Linked DNA regions of Mus musculus: region 1 is linked to region 2. Evidence: chromatin loops called from intact Hi-C (ENCODE). Cell type or tissue: heart. All regions are shown on one strand. Links, peaks and the distances in the headings refer to the core of each region. The heading gives the core; the rest is flanking DNA. Region 1 holds the start of Hacd4 (3-hydroxyacyl-CoA dehydratase 4). Region 2 has its middle 26 kb from the start of Ifnb1.

Region 1 (8,580 bases), core at 269-8,268, 59 kb before region 2:
ACATGTTTTAAAAAGATTCTCTGAGCTCTTAGCTGGTTAATTTTAATGTAACTTTATTGTACATCATGACCTCCATTTTTAAATGCTTGGTATGTCAACATATAAAATGCCTTCTTTCTAATGAACAAGGCTTCCCTATTTTTATTTAGTAAGTAAAATGAAATCTACCCCATACCTTTTAAAACATTTGTGTCTGTGTATCTGTGTGTGCACCCAGACACATGCACATGCCCCCACACTCTCCTGCTGCTATGCATGAATGGAGGTCAGAGGACAACTATAGAAGTTAATTTTTCCCTCTACAATGTGAGTTCCAGAAATTAAACTCAGGTCATCATACTCAATGGCAAATGCCCTTACCTGGACATCTTGCCAACCCTTTCTTGCCGTACCCATCTATAGTTAATATTTATAATACTAGGCTCTTATTAGATACATGAAGATTAAGCCGTTATTTGTATCCTTTAAATTTTCATGTTACTTCAAGCAAATTAACACAAGGATATATAACACTACACCCTGCCAGTTTTAAGCTCTGTGTTTATATACCAAGCATTTTGCCAGGCATTTAAATACATTAAGATTCTGATTTTTTAGGAAACAGTTTGTTTTCAGATTTCTTTTGAGGATACCTAAAATTATGCTCATCTCGATGGCAATTCCATATCCTGGAGTTGTTAAGATATATATCCATGTAGTAACTCAAAACTTATTTTGTCTTCATGGAAAACACCATTTAATTTTTTTTGTTTTAATCTAGCAATGATTACCTATGTGGAGTATATACAAGTGAATTTTCAATATTCTGTCAACCTGCTGTTAAAACAAACACTTTTTTGTTTTTAATCCCCTATTCTTTCCCATCAAGCCCTGTGGTTGTGATAGCATAACCTCAGAGTGGTCCATAGAAGAGCCAGGCATCACAGTAAAATCATCAACTCTGATCCTTTCCACTTCTGCTCTGCCTCAGAAAGACACATGTAGAGGGTAAATGGCCATGGACTCTCCAGAAGAGGATCCAGGCCGTGCACACACCAGCCAGTGGCACTTCCCAAACACTGCCAATGGGCCATTCTAACTGTTGTGGCTTAGGTAACGGAATCCTGTGAACAAATTCTCGGGGCTATAAATAGGACAAAATAAACACTTAACGAGACTCTACAATAACAGCATGGTTAAACTTACCTGCAAAAACCGTGGGAAAAGCTGATTCGACTCAATGCCAATGTAAATGTGCAGAAGTTCCAAAAGGGAAATGGATTGGCAAACCCGCATAACTAACCCAATAGCGTAAAACGTGTCGGCCATGGAATCTGTGTTAGTGAATGACAAACAAATACGGACATTGTGAGTCAAAACTGCATCTGAACACACATTTGCAGGGCATAGCAAAATACAGACAAGATGCATTTATTGTATGTACAAAAATTATTTTAAATAAGCTACTAACTCGTAGCAATGTGATACATCCCTAGAAAGTACTGTGATACTCACAAGAAGTACTGAGGTACTTAGAGAATGTATGTATAGTTCTTTGTACTTGGTTCTCTTCCAAAAAGAATGGAAACTTAGAAAGTCTTCACAGCCAGGGTTATTGTATTTATTTCCAATGTATGAGATTCTTAAGCAATTCTGACACAAACATAATCCATCAGAATCTAAACCCCTTGACATGTAGATCACTTGGAGGTGAAGTTACTAAAAGCTGATATGTTCAGCTTTTTCATTGAGAAAGAGGGCAATGAGAAAACTGATTTCATAGAAATTTTATGGAAATGACACTGTGGTGCTGAGACGTCACACACCACATTTGCTCGTGCTTGGGTCCTGTACACAGATGGGACTAGTGACTCTGGCTTTGTTTTGAGCACTGAACTTTGGAGTTGGCATTATGAGAAGACACGACTGAGGTATTCGCCTTAGAGGGAACTGGAATAGAAGGGAACAGTTGGTCCTCTGATGACAAACGTGTTGCTTTAAGATCTTCAATAAAATCCTGCCCCATTCAGAGTCTTGAAGGGAGATTTTTCTGTTTTTACTGGATTCCAGGTGTTTGTATGATTATAACTGACCAGGCACTGGAGAGTCTTATCTTGGTGGTTTTTTTTTTAAATAAATGCCCCATCACATGCCCCTCTGAGACACAATTGCTGACACACTAGTAGTCCATACTCTTACCCTCTGCCTGTACCTACCATTACACAGTCCTGACAGAAGAAGATAGTGGGGTCACACAAGTTCAAGGCTCTGTTGCTCTTGATCAGCTTGAATCATTGCCTAGAGCAGCTTCTCAGCCTGTGAGCTAGAACCCCCTTGCAGGCTCACACAACCTTCCACGGGGGTCATATATCAGATATCCAACATATCAAATATTTACATTAGGATTCATAACTAGAAGATTACATTTATGAAGTAGCAATGAAATAATTTTATGATGGTGGGGTTGGGGGTGTCACCACAACATGAGGAACTATATTAAAGAGTCCCAGCATTAGGAAGATTGAGAGACACTGGCTTAGGGAATGGAACCGGTCTCCCATTCCATTGTTCTCAGGCTTCATTTCCAATGAACAGACCAGTTCTGTTTATCTAATCACAGTAGCTGCTACAATTATAGTGGCAAGACATTTGGCTAAGGCTACTTCGCCCACTCTAGGGTTAGGGCCACATCAGAATTCTTGACTGGGGCCTGGGGTGTAAATGAGCTGCAGTCTGATCACACAGCCTATCCTAACAAGGTTACAGAGCTGATGGCCTCCTACCACTTGTGTCTCAGTCTTCCTCTGGTTGAAAACTCTCAGCTCTCATGGTTGACATTCAAGCCTTCTGCTTTGGCTTTGAGATTAATAACAAAGGCAAGATTGTATACATTTTCAGTAAGACTGAGAGACACAGGAGAGTTTGTTACTGTCTAACAGATGAGTGTGATACAGGAGACTTGATTGATGAGTTCAGCATGTTTTTTTTTTCCAGCTACGCTCGTGTTTGTTTTTAGCTAAACCAGCAGTTGCTCAAATTGTCAAGTCACCAAACAGTTGTAAACTGTAATGACACTTACTCATGTGGGGATGGGACTCAGAGAAGGTTGTTTTGACAGTCACTTGGTGATTCACTCTTTAACAATCTGAAGTGAATAGTTTAAAGCATGAATTCTTGACTTTTTAGGAAACTGAAGGAAGCTTATGATTCAAGTCATCAATACCAACTGCTTGTCGGTGACTAGTCATCGGTGTGTGTGTCATGTACGTATTACTTCTTGAGGGATCAAACAGGGTCTTGGGGGCATAAAGTTTGTCTGTCATTCAGTTACTGGCCATCTCCAGCTACCCTAAGTCTGGGGATGAGTACGCAGTGGAGGAATTTTATTAATTTCTCATTGCTCTGCACAGAATGTCAGGCTGGAACTTACAGACTTTTCAAAATGTGTTTAATTTATGAGTTTTGTGCAGAACCAAAATGGAACATTCCAAAGATAGGTTTTTGCTTTCAGAGCAAACTGGCAGCTCTGGGGCAAGACAGGCCCCTCTCGCCTGGTCTCATCTTCTCCCTTTAAGTCTGAAATAGTTAAGTATACTTATGGAAAAACAAACTCCAGAGACGTGAATGGTTCCAGATGCAGGATGCAAGAAGTTCAAAATGAAAATCAGTGAGGCCAGATGAATCCAGGGATAATAGTTAGAAATCGAAACCATTTAGGAGTGTTTACCTTTCCCAAATGAGAAGAATCTGACTGTCATATTTGCCAGTATCCATGAGTGGCCACAGAACTGAATTAAGTAATAGATGAAAAGATATACATTCTTCCTATACCTATAAATACAGAAAAATGCCATTAAACACATCTTTTAATGTAATGTACCAGTCAAACTGAGCAAGCAAAAGAAAACTGTTCCAGGTCAGAGTTCTATATTGGGGTCTTTCACTGGGTTGTCCCTCCAAACCCATGAGAGTCCGATGGGATGAATTTATCTAACAAGAGTATGTTGACTGAGATTGCTTAAAACCAAAGGTAGTTCTTTTCCACACTTCATTCTCATCTTTGATAACATTCTAACCTTGTTTCTCTAACACTTTCAGCCACTATGAGAAAAGCTTTGAAAGTTGAAGGGGACAGGGAAGAAACACTGACGCAAAGGGACTGATTTGGGCAGCTTGAACTCCAGTAGCTCAGCTTGCCAAATTAACTTGAAAGAGCTGGCTTACAGTTATCAAAGGGGAGTGGTCACAATTGGATTATGACTCAGTCATTGAACACACCTGACTTTTGTGATTGGGGTTGCACTCTCGTTCTTCCTGGCCCTGCCTCCTGTTGTATTTTACAAGGGAAGCTAGTTCTCTCCATCAAATGCACATAGAAAGCAGTTTAGTTGCTCAGCCAAAAAAAAAAAAAGGAAGTCAAGCTGAGTGTAAAGCTGTGTGTGTGTGTGGGTTCCTGGGGAGAGGACAGCCAGGGTGTAAACTGAATTTAAAAAAGAAGATTGGTGATTCTTGGTTTGAGGAGCTGGAAAAGGAGGTGAAGGGCTTCCCGGTGTGCACAAGGATGTGTAGAGTGGCCTTGTTAGTGTTAACAATGACTTCTCTTAGTTGGAAACTTCTGAGAAACAAGATATATAAGCAAACTCTATGGAGCAGTCAACAGATGACCAAAACTGCTATAGGGGTTAAAAGGGGAAAACTGCAAGCCAATCAGCATCACCAGGCTTCAGGTAAGCACTCCCCCCAGGCCCTAGTTTCCCTGGAATCTGGCCTGTGACAGATGCTGCTGCTACAGGATGCTGTCAAAATCACCCTGTGCCAAAATCTAGGGCGCAGCAAGGACAAGGAAGAGAAGAACTTGTGGGAGCGCACAAAGAGAAGAGGTGGCCTTGCAGCCCACCCTTCCATTTCCTCATCTCCAAAACTAAAAAACCGAAGGAAACAGCAAAGCCTCTGTCCTGAGCTATGGAGGAGAAAATGCAATCCACTACCAGGCAGAAGGAGCAGTGTTAAACAGTCAGGAGCTTCGCGGGAGTGAAAGCCGATGGGTGGGCTTCTGCCCAGTTCCCTGGCCCCTCCCTCCCCGCAGCCCCCTAATCCTACCTGGGCTGCAGCCAGGCTGGCAGCACCGAGGGCCCCATGGGCCACAGTCTGCTCCTCTGGCACCTCCGGGAAGCAGCAGGAGTGGGCTGGGAAAGCGGTAGGGGCGGGACGCCTCAGGCTGGGCTCGGGAAGGGCGGGGCCTCAACACACTCAGCAAGTTTTGAAAAAAAGCAGAGGTCAGGAGATGGGCAGGAGATGAAAGTCAAATTCCTGCCATGCTGCCCTAGGAGAGCTGGCCAGGCATAGAAAGTATGCGGGATGAACAAGCACATCCGCCCGAGGCTTTCCAAACTGATCCCAGGCTACTGATCTGTGGCTGGAGACCCCTAAGTTCACCTGCCTATACTCTTAACTGGATATAACTAGCTCTAAGGTTGCATGATCCTCAGGGTGGCCAGGGCCTTTCTTAGAAGCCCTAAGGTAGGAGAACGGTTCAGGAAGGAAAGCTAAGGGCAAATGGCCCAATATCTGTTCAAACATGAGCCAGAGCCCTCCAGAAATCCATCCCTGACACTTAGAGACCTGGGTGGCAGTGGTGTGCATAAATGCTTTTGTTCATTTAAGTTAATGTCATTTATTTAATGTTTAATGTCATTAAGTTAATGTTATTCGCTTAAGTTAATGTCGCTGCCCATGGCCAACACTCCCACACATCTTTTCCTGGTTTCTTGGGACAATGGCATCCCATCTCCTAGACAGAGTGACCCACCTCCTGGGTTCGTGAAGATCAGATTCCAATTATTCTGTTCTACCAGGTGAAGAGAACAAAACAGCTCCCCAAAGTATTTTCCCAAAAAAAAAAAAAAAAAAAAAAAAACCACCGCCACCACCAAAAAAGAAAAAGAAGAAATGGGAAAAAATAAAGAAAAAAAAAAGAAAAGAAAAAAACTCCCCCAAAACCCACAAGTGGAACAGTTACATATAGTTGCTGGAGTTGGAAGGTAGTGCTTCCATCTTACCAAAAAGGAAGTTGAGGCCTTAAGAAATATTGTCACTCACCACAGGTCACACAGCTGATAAACAGCAGGGTTAGAAGTTACAGTCAGCAATTTTTCTTCTTGGGTCATGGTTTCCTTCCTCATAGCTGTCACAGAGTCTGCCTCTTAGATGTCCCACTGTTCCGTGTCTCCCCGCCCCCCACCAGGGGCCAGCTCCTCTGTAGCCTCCGTTCCTTCTCAAGCCCCTTGGCAGAGGCTGCACTGTCCTCTCAACTGTCTCCATTGTCTCCTGTACACTGGCCTTCATGGCAGTGTAGGAACAAATTCATGTCACGTGGTCGTTCACACCCGTAACCCCAGCACTCTAGAAGCCGAGGTGGGGAGCTGATTCCGCCTTCAGCATCAGCCTGGGCTACACAGTGAGTTCCAGGCACCCTGAGTACAGAGGGAGACCCTATCTGGAGGGGTGGAGGGAAGGGGGTGCATTTTCAGATCTCTAACCCCAGAGTTTAGAACCCCTCTTTTAAACACCCCCCTCAAACCTTTGTCATCTGCCATCAACATCCAGGGCCCTATCTCATTTCCTATCACCCTTTTGCTCCATGTACCTTACAGTTTGGACTCCCAACACTCCCGAAACTACTCTCAGGGTTCCCCAAGTCCTTTCTACTGTCCCTCGGGCTTCAATTATAGGACGTGAATCTGTGAGCTTAAGAGCAAACAACACATAGACAAGAAACTATTTCCAAAGCCATCTGTGCCCAAACCCAGCAGAAGCCAGGGGTTCTGGACAGACTGGAGCTGGGAGGACAGGGTGTCTGCCCGAGAAGAGGTCCTTTATCAGCAAACTCTTCTTCATCCTTCTCCTGCCCTCCCTTCACTTCTCCAACTCTGCATATGGCTATGACTCCCATGCCCTGCCTCTCTGCACAGCATCCTCCCTCTGCTTCCTCAGAGGTAGGCCCTAGGTCAGCTCTTCTGCAGAGACAATCACCGTGCACAGCTCCATCTCTTCGAAGCCTTTCCGACTCTCTTCTGAATACTAGCTCTGGCCTTGGGACGGTTTCTGGGTATTGCTTTGTGAGAGTTTCATTATTTCCAGTTAAAACTGTTTCAAATGAGCTTACCGCCTTCCTTCTTAGATCACTGCCTACTTTTCTACAGCGAAGTCACCATTCTCAGAGCTACTTAGGTTTAAAACTCTGGCATCATTGCAAAGTATCCCCACCCAATACAGTCTTATCAGTTAGAGCAACTACTAACTTCCTACATTCGTTCACACACTCCAGCAGCAGTGTGAGCTGAAGCCGGCCCTCTTCAACCCAGTCTATACCATCTCCACAGCCACCTCCTGAACCTTCACTCCATCACTTGGCTTTACGTCTCTCGGATACATCAAAGATTCTATTTTAGTACCAGATGAAAAACAGGCCAATTAACCAACAAAAATAACAACAACGGCAATGAAACCTTCCCCATCCAGCAGAAATAGGTACAAGAATTTTCCAAGGAAATGGGTACAAGAATTATTACGATAAATCTGTCTAGATGAGAAGTGAAATTCCTCTCTTCCCTTGGAAGACAAACCCAGTGCACGTGTTCCTGAGGCCCAGGCAGTGATGTGGAGCTACCTTTACCCCACCCCATTCGCAGTCAGAGATTTGTGCAAGGCTACAGAAAGTCTTTCTTCCTTTTTAAACCTGTATTTTATTTTAAATTATATTTATGTATATGTAGGTACATATGTATGTACGTATGCATGTATGGGTGAGTGCATGTGAATACAGGCGCCTGTGGAAGCCAGAGGCATCCAATCCCCTGGATGTAGACTGGCCTGAGCTCAGGTCCTCTGCAGGAGCAGTATGTGTTCTTAACCACTGAGCCATCTCTCCAGTGCCTGGACAGCATTTCTTAAAATAGAAGTCTATCTCATAGAGGGACTTGATTTGGTAGTCCAATCTTATCTTTAGCCTGGGACCCATGGGTGTCATTTGTTGTCTATCACCCCTTGTGTTCTCTGACTCCACCAGGCACTCTCTGTCCCTGCGCCTCTGTGAATCTTCTCCCTTTAACTTGACATTTCTCTTCTACCTCCCCGTCCCTTCTCACAGCCCACCATTTACCTTAAAGAGTTCTATTCATTCTTTAAAGGCTTTCCCAGAGCTCCCTGTGGGAGTCACACTGAGTTAATGTATGTCTAAGATGACAAACACCTTAGGCTATCATTAGCCAGATCCTTCCTCCTCTAGATTATAGATTCCAAGGGGGCTGTATGTCTTGTGCTAACAGTGAGAACCTGGCAAGCTTAAACCTTTGTAAACACGGTTCCCTTTTGTGAAGAGCCCACAGCTGTTGGGAAGATTAAGCAGGAAAATGTACAGATGAAAGAGGGTCACAGCATTTAGCACAGTGGCTGGCACAGCAGGTGTTTATTAAAGTGGACACAGATCAACCAGGGAAGCCTGCATTTCCCCATCACAGAATTTTAACACAATGAGTACTTCCTGAGGGTGGCCATCCTGAAATGTATGCTGTGAACTCTCACTTATCTGTTCATATAGAA
Region 2 (8,580 bases), core at 411-8,410:
GAAGAAACAGACTTTATCTGAGCCCGAATTAGCTATGTGAACTTCAGGCTCCACTTGAAGTGTGTACTGAATCACAAGTTTTATTTTAACAGTATCCCCAGGTAGGTGACTTTTACATCGCCTGTCCGGTGAAGGGAATATCACCCGAGACCAGTGGCCTTTGAAGCATGGGTCTCAGCAACTTTGACTTCACTGGGTAGCTTATCAGAATGATAAGTATTGGTTCCATTCAACCAACTGAACCAGGACCTCTAGGGGTGAGATGAAGAAAACTGATTCCACAAGCTTCTGGATGGTGTGAACTTCAAGAACCATGGACTTAGAGGAAGAATTTTAGAACTGTAGTTAATAAACGGTAAAGAGAACGAATAGCTGGGTATACCTATGGGAGGCCTCAGAAATAAGGAAGTGTAAGGAAAACACACCAGTACAGAGAAGACAGGAAATTCTCTCAAGCCCAGGAAATTTGGGTCACTTCGTTGGGCAGAAGACAGCTGATGGTAAAGAGTATCTTAAGGGTGTCAGAATGACTAGAACTTCCAGCAAGCTGCAAGTCCTGCTTAACATTAGAAAGGAGAGGCTTTGTGTTAAGGACAGTGGTTTTCATTTCTGCATTTACAGAACTCTGCATGCCTGAACTTTCCCACTGTAAATGAGGGAGACTGGAGTTGAGGGGCACAGATACATAGTTCTAGAAAGTACCACAGAGGAGTCTCATGTTTACCTATGGTTAGAAATCCTTGTCTCACCATTGCATACACTAGCAAGATTTTGCCGAAAGGACCCAGATGTAGCTGTCTCTTGTGAGACTATGCCAGGGCCTAGCAAACACAGAAGTGGATGCTCACAGTCAGCTATTGAATGGATCACAGGGCCCCCAATGGAGGAGCTAGAGAAAGTACCCAAGGAGCTGAAGGGATCTGCAACCCTATAGGTGGAACAATATTATGAATTAACCAGTACCCCCCTGGAGCTCGTGTCTCTAGCTGCATATGAATCAGAAGATGGCCTAGTTGGCCATCAGTGGAAAGAGAGGCCCATTGGTCATGCAAACTTTATATGCCTCAGTAGAGGGGAATGCCAGGGCCAAGAAGTGGGAGTGGGTGGGTGGGGGAGGGGGTGGGGGAGCATGTGGGGGACTTTTGAGATAGCATTAGAAATGTAAATGAAATAAATAACCCCCCAAAAAGAAATCCTTTTCTCGGAGAGAAAGAATTGATGATTAAATAAAGTCAAAGCCATTTGACACAGAATATAGTTTGTTCAGTTGTAGCCTATTGCCTATACATATTCCAAGGGAATAATTGTTTAATAAGTTTAAGTGCAACCAAAAGGCTGCTTTTGTTACTTTCAATAAATTCTGAAATAAATTCTATGTTTCCGAAATTATTGTAAGTTGAGTTGAATAATACTTTTCTGGGTCCAAAAGAACCTCAAAATATGGCAAATCCACTGGTCAATCTATCTCATCACTATTTACTTTCTATTCTTTTTATTCATTTAAAAGTTTTTTGAGACAGATTGAAGTGAAAACTTAAGAGTTCTTTAGAGAGTCTGTTGTGTCGCATGGTGTTTTGCTGGAGCAAACATGTGAAGGACTGTTTTACTGAATTGGGCACAAGTGCAGGGATCTTTTGCTAAGGCAAGCATGTGAAGGGATGTGTGGTTAAGGATTCTTCACTAACTACATGCATGTATTGGTTTGCCTTACGTGTGTTGTTGAGCACCATTTGTTGTGACTCCATAGAGAGAAACACACCAACAAACAAACAAACAAACAAACAAACTTCTGGTGGTATGCTGGCAGCTTCTTGGTGCTTCTGAGGACTTGGGCCAATTTGCAGAGTGATATCAGCTGATAGAGACTCAAATGGAGTTTTGCTAAGACAGACTCACATGCTGAGGCAAGATATGTGGTGAGGCAAGACCCATGGAGAACGCATGATGTTTGGAGGGAGTATAAATAGGACTCAACAGACTGTGAGAGGGGCTTGCTGATAGAGCTAGCTTTGCAATGCTTCTTGATCTGGTGTCTTCAATGACCTTTGCTTCATTGAGAAAGGCACAACACGGAACTTCTCCTGGTGTCCCTATTGGTCCTAATTCCTCCTGCTAACCCATGCCAATTTAGGTGAGGCCTAGCTGTTCCTGCTAGGGAGTGCCACTGCTTCTGCCATGCCAACAACGGAACTGGACAGCCGGTATAACCATAAAGAGTTTTTGAGGGGATAGAGCTGCTGCCTCCTGTGAACTGAACTGCTGATTTCCTGACAATGCAGATGTGATTTGCTCCAAAGAACCATTTCTAATCAGGTCCACTTTCTCTGTATCCTAATAACCTTTCTTTTCTACCACCTCTGCTGGGTGGTGGGCTAGAAGGGGGGGATAAAGCATGTAAGAACCATTATTAAAAGTAAACTTTGAAAAACAGTAGCTATGCAGGTTCTCATTATGTAGCTCTGGCTGGCCTAGAAGTTACTGTGCAGAACAGGCTGTCCTTGAACTCACAGAGACCCATCTGTCTCTGCCTCCTGAGTGCTGAAATTAAGTCACATGTGAGCAAGCCTGGCTATACTGTTCTTTATGAGATAGCCAGGTCAGTAATTTTTCAAGTACTTGTTATATGGCAAGGATGTGGGCTGTACTTACTATGGGTGGCTATTCATTTGCATGTGTGCATGGGTCTTTATGCAGACATGTACATAAATGTATAAATAAATAAAACACTCAAAATGCTTGGGTTTTAGAGCTTATGCCTATTGGGAGAAAGTCAGTGGAAAATAAATTACTAAAATTCCTCGTTTTCCAGATAGCAATAAATGGGGCAACACCTGAGAGAATATTGGACAGAGGGAATGACTGGCAAATGTCTGACTGAAAGGTCTGCTCTCTAGGCTAAGTAGTTAGATAAATGTTGTTTTTATGGAGGTTGTGTTCATATCAAAAATGAACCAGGTAGTTTCAGGAAATTGTCTTCTCTCATGTGTTTCCTCTTATTCAGGAATTCTTGGGGTTGTAGAATTGGGTCGTCCAATGTGACAGTGACTAGGTATGTGTAGCATTGAAATCAAACTTACTTAGAAGCTAATTTCAAAATCGATTCTTGTCACACTAGGCACATTTAGAGTGTTCAGTAGTCATGTGGTTGCTGTCTATAGTACCCAGGCAATGCAGTTAAAATCCCTTCCCTTGGGGAGACCGAAATAAGGTCCACCCATCCTCCTGAGGTCGCAAGGACAACCTAAGCCCATTCTGGAGAACAATAACAAGCTTATCCAGCTTCCTTGCAGAGCTTAGGCTTCTTTCAGGAGTGCTGCACCAGGAAAGCTTTATGCTGCAAGACCGATGGCTTCCCTGTTGCAGGGTAGATGGAACCCCTCTCCTCTATTCTCCCCACTCTCTAGCCCTTGCTCAAGGGAGCACGCAATTAAGACAGTGTGCCACACAACAGGTGGTAGGGAGCATCTGAATACTCTGGAGGGCTTCATGGCCCTCCTCACCCTTCTGTGAAGGGACATAAACTTTTGTCAAGGAGCCCAGTTGGGATATTAACCTTTTTGCAGGTGGGCACAGCTGAATTCACCAAGATGGCAGTTGCTGGGCTCGGAAGACAGTTCTACACAACAGGCAGCAGAAATATCTTCAAATGTTTCAGAAAGTGCTATTGGATGACAGTCTACATAGGAGAAATTTAGCCTTTAGTCATCAGTAACTTAGGTTCAGGAACGAACTTACAGTGAAATATGACTTAGTCAATTTCAGAGTTAGTCCTGGAGATGAACAGCAACATTTTAAAAATTATTTCTGCATTTGCAACTCAAGCCTCTGCTGTAGAAATGAATGACTGTAATTGTAAACAACTGGCTTACTTAGTGAAGGCAAATGGTCCTGGAATCTCGCTCCCACTCAGCCACTCGCCCTAGTGATCGGAATCTTCTCATCCTGGTTTTAAAACTCAAGTTAGCCCTCAATTGCACCTAGAAAACAAAAATACTTTTTAAAAACCTAAACATTGTGATGATATCGAGAATATTGTCTGGCTACCTGAAGGCTTAAAGATAATATCAAAAAGGAAAACCAAAACAACATGGTGCAGATTGATGATCCGTTACTTATGGGTTGGGTGGGGGATACAGCCAGGAATGTGGTGATAGGAAATCGAGGAAGGGTCTGGACACCTGGGCTGTTCCAAATCTCAGTTTAGCAGAGCAGGGAGCAGAGTGTCTTGGGAGTTCCTGTCCCATTGTTTTACTAGATATGATCTGAAAATTTGTGTGTCACATGTTTGAATCCTAACACCCATGGCGAGGATTTGGTCCGGATGATAGAGCCCTCTTGGAGGGATAAAGGTTGTTTGCTCTTCCAACCTTTTGGGAACACAACAAAGGGCAGCCGTCCATTAGCCTGGAAGCAGGTCCTGATCACAGGCTCAACCTGCAGATGCCTTGACCTTAGACTTCTTTATAAATCACCCAGTCTACCCTGCTGATACAGTGCAAGACAACTTATCAAGGCAGCAGCTCTGCTCGACTCTCCATCTCTGCCAGCATCTTTGTTTCCAGCCTTCCTCTGTTTCCCTTCTCTTAGGGAACAAAATAAATCACTCAGATTATCAGATTGGCAAACTGTGGGTTTGGAAAGGAGCCAGTTCCTGCTTCCCCTGCCCAACTTTCAGACTCCATGAGAACAGAAAATGCTAATTATTCTACCACAACCACAGTTTTCTTTATAAGGCTGTTTGTCCTGTTAATCTGGTTCTTCTAAAAGACAGTTTTTCCCTTCTAGATGGAGAGATGACTCGAAGACAGTTAATATTGTTGGTCAAACGAGTAGTCGAAAGAATCCTCTTGAACAAAGCTAAAACAATAATGAATGTAAGAGGTGCTGGTTATAAAAAGTAAAGAGCTTTATCTGATTTGGGATAGGTAAAGATCCTTTCCCAATCTGTTGGAGGTCTTTTTGTCTTATTGACGGTGTCTTTTGCCTTGCAGAAACTTTGGAGTTTCATTAGGTCCCATTTGTCAATTCTTGATCTTACAGCACAAGCCATTGCTGTTCTGTTCAGGAATTTTTCCCCTGTGCCCATATCTTCAAGGCTTTCCCCCACTTGCTCCTCTATAAGTTTCAGTGTCTCTGGTTTTATGTGAAGTTCCTTGATCCACTTAGATTTGACCTTAGTACAAGGAGATAAGTATGGATCGATTCACATTCTTCTACACGATAACAACCAGTTGTGCCAGCACCAATTGTTGAAAATGCTGTCTTTCTTCCACTGGATGGTTTTAGCTCCCTTGTCGAAGATCAAGTGACCATAGGTGTGTGGGTTCATTTCTGGGTCTTCAATTCTATTCCATTGGTCTACTTGTCTGTCTCTATACCAGTACCATGCAGTTTTTATCACAATTGCTCTGTAGTAAAGCTTTAGGTCAGGCATGGTGATTCCACCAGAGGTTCTTTTATCCTTGAGAAGAGTTTTTGCTATCCTAGGTTTTTTGTTATTCCAGATGAATTTGCAAATTGCTCCTTCTAATTCGTTGAAGAATTGAGTTGGAATTTTGATGGGGATTGCATTGAATCTGTAGATTGCTTTTGGCAAGATAGCCATTTTTACAATGTTGATCCTGCCAATCCATGAGCATGGGAGACCTTTCCATCTTCTGAGATCTTCTTTAATTTCTTTCTTCAGAGACTTGAAGTTTTTATCATACAGATCTTTCACTTCCTTAGTTAGAGTCACGCCGAGATATTTTATATTATTTGTGACTATTGAGAAGGGTGTTGTTTCCCTAATTTCTTTCTCAGCCTGTTTATTCTTTGTGTAGAGAAAGGCCATTGACTTGTTTGAGTTAATTTTATATCCAGCTACTTTATTGAAGCTGTTTATCAGGTTTAGGAGTTCTCTGGTGGAATTTTTAGGGTCACTTATATATACTATCATATCATCTGCAAAAAGTGATATTTTGACTTCCTCTTTTCCAATTTGTATCCCCTTGATCTCCTTTTGTTGTCGAATTGCTCTGGCTAATACTTCAAGTACTATGTTGAAAAGGTAGGGAGAAAGTGGACAGCCTTGTCTAGTCCCTGATTTTAGTGGGATTGCTTCCAGCTTCTCTCCATTTACTTTGATGTTGGCTACTGGTTTGCTGTAGATTGCTTTTATCATGTTTAGGTATGGGCCTTGAATTCCTGATCTTTCCAGAACTTTTATCATGAATGGGTGTTGGATCTTGTCAAATGCTTTTTCTGCATCTAACGAGATGATTATGTGGTTTTTGTCTTTGAGTTTGTTTATATAATGGATTACATTGATGGATTTTCATATATTAAACCATCCCTGCATCCCTGGAATAAAACCTACTTGGTCAGGATGGATGATTGCTTTAATGTGTTCTTGGATTCGGTTAGCGAGAATTGTATTGAGGATTTTTGCATAGATATTCATAAGAGAAATTGGTCTGAAGTTCTCTATCTTTGTTGGATCTTTCTGTGGTTTAGGTATCAGAGTAATAGTGGCTTCATAAAATGAGTTGGATAGAGTACCTTCTACTTCTATTTTGTGAAATAGTTTGTGCAGAACTGGAATTAGATAAATCAGATAGAGGACTAATATCCAACATATATAAAGAACTCAAGAAGGTGGACTTCAGAAAATCAAATAACCCCATTAAAAATGGGGCTCAGAATATATATCAAAAGATGGCCTAGTCGGCCATCACTGGAAAGAGAGGCCCATTGGACTTGCAAACTTTATATGCCCCAGTACAGGGGAACACCAGGGCCAAAAAGGGGGAGTGGGTGGGCAGGGGAGTGGGGGTGGGTGGATATGGGGGACTTTTGGTATAACATTGGAAATGTAAATGAGCTAAATACCTAATAAAAAATGGAAAAAAAAATGGGGCTCAGAATTGAACAAAGAATTCTCACCTGAGGAATACTGAATGGCAGAGAAGCACCTGAAAAAATGTTCAACATCCTTAATCATCAGGGAAATACAAATCAAAACAACCCTAAGATTCCACCTCACACCAGTCAGAATGGCTAAGATCAAAAATTCAGGTGACAGCAGATGCTGGCGTGGATGTGGAGAAAGAGGAACACTCCTCCATTGTTGGTGGGATTGCAGGCTTGTACAACCACTCTGGAAATCAGTCTGGCGGTTCCTCAGAAAATTGGACATAGTACTACCGGAGGATCCAGCAATACCTCTCCTGGGCATATATCCAGAAGATGCCCCAACTGGTAAGAAGGACACATGCTCCACTATGTTCATAGCAGCCTTATTTATAATAGCCAGAAGCTGGAAAGAACCTAGATGCCCCTCAACAGAGGAATGGATACAGAAAATGTGGTACATTTACACAATGGAATACTACTCAGCTATTAAAAAGAATAAATTTATGAAATTCCTAGGCAAATGGATGGACCTGGAGGGCATCATCCTGAGTGAGGTAACACATTCACAAAGGAACTCACACAATATGTACTCACTGATAAGTGGATATTAGCCCAAAGCCTAGGATACCCAAGATATAAGATACAATTTCCTAAACACATGAAACTCAAGAAAAATGAAGACTGAAGTGTGGACACTATGTCCCCCCTTAGAAGTGGGAACAAAACACCCATGGAAGGAGTTACAGAGACAAAGTTTGGAGCTGAGATGAAAGGATGGACCATGTAGAGACTGTCATATCCAGGGATCCACCCCATAATCAGCATCCAAACGCTGACACCATTGCATACACTAGCAAGATTTTATTGAAAGGACCCAGATGTAGCTGTCTCTTGTGAGACTATCCCGGGGCCTAGCAAACACAGAAGTGGATGCTCACAGTCAGCTAATGGATGGATCACAGGGCTCCCAATGGAGGAGCTAGAGAAAGAACCCAAGGAGCTAAAGGGATCTGCAACCCTATAGGTGGATCAACATTATGAACTAACCAGTACCCCGGAGCTCTTGACTCTAGCTACATATGTATCAAAAGATGGCCTAGTCGGCCATCACTGGAAAGAGAGGCCCATTGGACACGCAAACTTTATATGCCCCAGTACAAGGGAACGCCAGGGCCTAAAAGGGGGAGTAGGTGCGTAGGGGAGTGGGGGTGGGTGGGTATGGGGGACTTTTGGTATAGCATTGGAAATGTAAATGAGCTAAATAACTAATATAAAATGAAAAAAAAGGAAGAATGTCTCTAAATTGTTTAAAATTCTAATAAAATAACTTTCTAAGAAAAAAATAAAGAAAAAATCGTAAAGAGCATGTTTAACTTTAAAAATAATAAGTCATTAAATATAATAGTGTTTCAATAATAAAGTAACTTATATGAGTATTTAACAGTGATAAAAAATAATCTTATTAATACACAAAGTTGAGAATATCCCAAGCCACCAAAAATAAATGAAAAGTGCGTGGTCAGATCAAACTGGTTTGAGGGACAGTGAATTTTATCTTGGTCCCAGGGGTCCTTAATCCTAACCTTCTCGGGAGCTGCTCATTAACTAGAAACCATTTCTGCATGAACAATCTCCCTGGCACATTTGCTAGACTTCTGTCCTTGTTAGTAGTTACAGAGCCCTTGG

Evidence for each region. Peaks named below come from ENCODE experiments on the same cell type or tissue, not always from the same donor. Only the 100,000 strongest peaks of a DNase experiment are listed, where the experiment ranks them.
Region 1: a loop joins it to region 2, with 6 times the contacts of the local background. A loop is called at or near these places in 2 of 42 quality-filtered maps.

Annotation. Positions count from the first base shown.
Region 1 is chr4:88,433,754-88,442,333 of GRCm38, forward strand. It overlaps Hacd4 (3-hydroxyacyl-CoA dehydratase 4), which reads right to left and starts at 5,162. Exons shown (of 7, transcript NM_025760.5): 1 at 5,080-5,162; 2 at 3,707-3,810; 3 at 1,186-1,313. The coding sequence starts at 5,117. In heart, for the core only: no CTCF peak of the experiment used is centred there; a DNase peak (open chromatin) is centred at 5,198; H3K4me3 peaks cover 961 bases; H3K27ac peaks cover 1,401 bases.
Region 2 is chr4:88,492,254-88,500,833 of GRCm38, forward strand. No RefSeq gene overlaps it. Among named protein-coding and RNA genes, the nearest start is that of Ifnb1, 26 kb to the right of the region's middle. In heart, for the core only: no CTCF peak of the experiment used is centred there; a DNase peak (open chromatin) is centred at 4,378.